Regions from separate parts of the Homo sapiens genome. Here region 2 is linked to region 1. The links are chromatin loops, found by intact Hi-C in ENCODE. Cell type or tissue: gastrocnemius medialis. All regions are shown on one strand.

Evidence for each region. Peaks named below come from ENCODE experiments on the same cell type or tissue, not always from the same donor. Only the 100,000 strongest peaks of a DNase experiment are listed, where the experiment ranks them.
Region 2: a loop joins it to region 1, with 2.7 times the contacts of the local background. A loop is called at or near these places in 8 of 110 quality-filtered maps.

The regions. Positions count from the first base shown.
Region 1 is chr15:76,865,903-76,868,402 of GRCh38, reverse strand. All of the region lies in intron 2 of SCAPER (S-phase cyclin A associated protein in the ER), which reads left to right. Among named protein-coding and RNA genes, the nearest start is that of SCAPER, 38 kb to the left of the region's middle. In gastrocnemius medialis, a CTCF peak has its summit at 1,491 (motif pointing right); a DNase peak (open chromatin) is centred at 2,152; H3K27ac peaks cover 1,368 bases.
Region 2 is chr15:76,328,963-76,331,462 of GRCh38, reverse strand. No RefSeq gene overlaps it. Among named protein-coding and RNA genes, the nearest start is that of ISL2, 6.6 kb to the left of the region's middle. In gastrocnemius medialis, a CTCF peak has its summit at 960 (motif pointing right); a DNase peak (open chromatin) is centred at 1,030; H3K27me3 peaks cover 476 bases.

The sequences.
Region 1 (2,500 bases):
TTTTTTTTTTGAGACAAGGTCTCACTCTGTCACCCAGGCTGGAGTGCAATGATGCGATCATAGCTCACTGCAGCCTTGAGCTCCCAGGCTGAAGCAATTCTCCTGCCTCTGCCTCTCGAAGTGCTAGGATTGCAGGTGTAAGCCACCACACCTGGCTGTCTTTATCTTTTTCTAAGTAAAAGATGTCATCTGCAAACTAGGCTAATTAGACTTCTTCCTTTCCAATGTGGATGCCTTTTATGTTTTCATAACTGGAAGGGGAACCAACAGATTAGTAGTTTATTTCTTGTTCACTTAATAGTTCAGTGTAGGTATTCAGCATGTGACCTTTCACATTTTGATGGGACTAAATTTTTTTTTTTATCTTATGACTCTATCATTCTTTAGAGAGGTCTGCTAGATCCTATGCATCTGGCCAGTAAGTGGGGAATTGAGGGAGAGAACATAGCTGATGATGCAGGAGACTTAAAAAAAAGCAAACCCAGACCTGGACATAGCTTACCTCATTTTCCCCTATATTCTAGCATGCAGAACTTAGTCACATGGCCATCTGTCTGCAAGAAAGACTGGAAGGTGTTGTCTAGCTTTGTGACAGGAAAGAAAGCAAGTGGTTTTGATGCATATTGTAGTCTCTGTCATGGAGGCTGATACAGTATTAGTAATTTAGGTTTGAGATGATGATAGCTTGGACTAGGGTGATGGTAGTGGATTTACATTCTCCAGTTGTGTTTAGGAGATAGACTCGGTAAGACTTGATATATCATTTAGTGTATAGGCTAGTGAGCTATAACAGAGACTCCAGAACAGAGTAGCTCATACAAGAGAGAAGTTGTTTCCCCCTTATAATAGTTTAGCCATCCTTAGTTCATCTATGGTTTTACCTTTAGATGGTGTGAAATATTGGTAAAAACTGATAAAGTTATCGTAAATTACTGAACAGGATTCCAGCTTATCATTCTGTAATATTAGGAAAATTGTACTAGTTACATGGTTTCTCAGGTAAGCTGCATGACTAGTAATCTTGTCTTCATGCTACCCAAAGTATTAAGGGCGTTAGTAGTGGGAATTTAAGAGAAAGGTTCTTTTCTGAATTATTCAGAAAGCTGAAAAACATTGGAAAAAAGATACAAGAATTTCATTTTATGGGCAGATAGTGGTATGAATGGATTTTGAAGAACTTGTATAAAGTAGAAAGTTTTATGGAGACAGATACATAGACATTTAGTAAACAGTACTTGTAACCTTTTCAAGATTATGGGGAAAGTTGTTGAAATTATTTAGATATTTTAAACCTAAGAGAAAGAAGTTTCTTTGGGAGCAAGTCTCAGAAGTACCTAGCCTCTTTGGTAACTATTGTAAACACTTTCTTAGATTATGTACTGTAAGATTTGAACATAAAAACTTTCACTGAAGGCTGATCTTTATACTTTTAGTTGAAACATTAAGTATTTGAACAGGCCTCTGTAAAATCTCCATACAGCACTAGGTGGCACACTGTGACTTTGGATGAAAATACACATATTTTGTTGAAGACTCCTGTGAGAAAAGAACCTAGGTTAAAAAAAAATACTGTTTGAAATAGACATCTATTTTATGAAGTATCTCAGAACCATGTATTGCATTTCAAACCCTGATACTGATATTAAAATGCTTAAAACTATTTTATTTACATTACTACTGACATTTTTATAAGAACTGGACTACTAAAAATCATTAGAATTTATGGGTTTTTACTAAAAGGAATCCATTCAGCATGTATTACAAAAAGCATCTGTGCTTTAAAATGAAAAATGATTTTCAATCAGATCTTGTAGTAAGATGAGTAGTTATAATGTTTTTGCTTATCAAGTATTGGAATTAAGAATAAAATCAAAGTCTTGAGCTAGTGGTTTTTCTTTGAATGTGTGTCTGTGTATATGTACTAAATACAAAAGAGCTAACTTGGTAAAATTTATAGTGGAGCTGAAATGTTTATGGAAGTAAAGAATGTTAGATTTGAAGTTTTCTGGTCTAGTGTTACAACATTGCTATTTTGTGATTATCCATTTTAGTTCTTGGAAACTCATTATTTTGTGAAGACTCTTGACTTAGAATGTAATGTATGGCATAGTGAATTTTCTGACCTGATATACACACACACACGCACACACACACACACACTCAGTGTCTCTCTCTGTCTCACAGGATGTTCTGTGATTGTGTAAGGGAATTATCTGAAGTAGAGCTGAAAAGTAGGCCATCTATTTATACTTGTTCATTTGGCCTGGAAGCAATAGTGATACCCTTGGTTAGAACAATGCTAAATGATAGATGCCAGTGTAAGTTAGATAGAACTGACCAATACTTAATGGGAGATGTGCTTAAGCTAAAGGACGAAGTTTTCTGGTGTTACATTGATTGGAAAGTATGAGAATGAGTAGAGAAGTGACTTTTGCAAATCTACAGGACACTGAATGGGGTTTGGACAGTGATCATAGACAAATGAGTTTCAGTGAAAGAC
Region 2 (2,500 bases), 540 kb after region 1:
TTGGCCCTGCCTCTGAGACAGGTCCTAATACCATCTTTCAGCCACTGAGAAATAAATAAACTAATATCCTTCACAAGTTAACACAACTAGTAAAGAGATGGGACTGCGACTGAGACTCAATCCCACACCCCACAGCTGTCCGTGAGACTCAGACCCACACCCCACAGCTGTCCATGAGACTGGTTATGAACCTGTGGTACTTGAGTGTGTCCAGATGGGAATAGTTTTGTTTGTTACCTGGGTTATCATGGACATATGCCAAGATGATTCTGTATTAAAACCAACCAACCCATAATCTATAGTACTCTTGTCCTGAGGGGATCAATGGGGAGTAGCCAGTGGGGAGGAGATAAAAAGACCACATGGGGTCATTACACGAGGAGGAGAAAAATTAACCCTTTAAAAATATATATATGGAGCTGGATGCAGTGACTCCCTCCTGCAATCCCAGCACTTTGGGAGGCCAAGGTGGGTGGATTGCCTAAGCTCAGGAATTCAAGACCAGCCAGGGCAACATGGTGAAACCCCATCTCTACTAAAATATAAACAATTAGCCAGGCGTGGTGGTGCACACCTGTAATCCTAGCTACTCAGGAGGCTCAGGCAGGAGAATCACTTAAACCCAGGCGGTGGAGGTTGCAGTGAGCCAAGATAGCATCATTTCACTACAGCCTGGGTGACAGAGAGAGACTCCGTCTCAAAATATATAAATATAAATATATATATAAATATATAAATATATATAAATATATATATAAATATATATAAATATAAATATATAAATATAAATAAATATAAATATAAATATATATATATATATATGAAGGCTGTCATTTCTTTCCAAATCACATTCTGAGGGTAGCCCAGGGATACCCTCCCAGGCCCAGATCTTAGGAAGGGATGAGGCCATGGGAAGGAGCTGTGCCCAGTGGCTTTGGGGGAAAGCTGCATTTTCCTCATCTTTCCAGAAGGGGGAACCCAGGCTGGCTAGCATGGCCTGGGAGTGGTTCTGAGCAGTTTGGCCAAAGGCACTGGCATATTCCCAGCCATGGCGCTTACCTTCTAGTGTTCTGCTTTCTTCTAGAAGTACTTCTCCTCTTGCCGAGATCCAGGTCCTGAGCAAAATGACAAAGAAAGGGAAGGAAGGAGGGACCGACGGAGCTCTAAAGGGAATGGATTCCCTGAAGCAGGACTGGGCGCCTTTTTTGCAGAGAGGCCAGCCTCTTGCCAAATGGGACAGGTTTGCAGCAGAGGCCCTGGATGGACGAGTGCCCTTCACTGAGACAGGCAGTAGTAGAGATGGGAAAGATGAGGCAGGGAGGTGCAGGTCGGCACTGTGAAGAGGCTGCAGTAGAGCCATGAATGACCTGGAGCTACCATAGGACACAAAGCGGGGGTGGTGCACAGAGCAGGGTGAGGAGCCTGTGGTGTCTCTTCCAAGCCTTGGAGGATAAGCTGGATTCTTCCAGACACAAAAGGAGCAGGAAGGTCTCCTAGGAAGAGGGAACGGTCTGGCAGACAGAAGGAGGCAGTGTGTGAATCAAGTGCTTTTGGGGGAAAACGTGGGCAGCTAGGAGAGGCTGGAGCCAGAGGTGACTATGGGCAGTGGCACAAGCAGAGTCATGGAGACCGGGAGAACCCATAGCCACCCCAGGCAGGCCCACATGGCCGGACGGTCAGGGAGGAAGCAGCAGGCACGAAAGACAGAAAGGGATATTTGGGTGAGCATGGGAAGCCCAAGTGCCACGCTGAGGAGCTTGGAGGTGATTCTCTTGGAAAAGGGGAAACCTCCCATTGCCTGGCTGAAGAGATTTAAGTGGGGAAATGGATGAACACAGCTATGCCGGGGAAAGAGGAACACTTAGATGTGACAAGCAAGACAAGCAACAACAAGGACATGTGTCAGGAGGGCCGGGAGGAGATGGGACCGAGGAGGATGGTGCGCATGTTGACTTGACGAGTGGCTCCCCTCTCTTCCCCAGAAATGGGCGGGACAGGGGCAAGGCTGGTTTGGGGGAAGGGTGTGAATGGGCGATAAATTAATCTCAACCATTGACATGGGGTGAAGGAAGAATTTCTATTTGTAATCCTGAGGATGGTGGAAAAGAATACCCCTTACTTGTGACTTACAGATATTGTTAAATATATTGAAAAATACATCTGGGTTGACATCCAGTTAGCAAGATTCCAGGGAACAATGCTGCTTTGTGAATTGTACCATCCCAGAGTGGGAGTGACTTCAGGTTTTTCGCTGTGCTCCAATGCTCCAGCACCTGCGAGTCAGTAACCATGAGCGTGGCGTCAGAACTGTCATGACTCATGTGCTCCTTGCATGTCTCTTTAGTAGTACTTCCAGATTCAAATTTTCCCAGCAGGAAAACTGAATATTGTAATAAGCTCCTCTGTCCTGCACAGATGTGTGTGGATTTAGGTTTTGCAGACTTTGTGGGCTGGTTACATCCCCTTTATCAGTCAGAGATGCTTGTCTTTATGATATTAA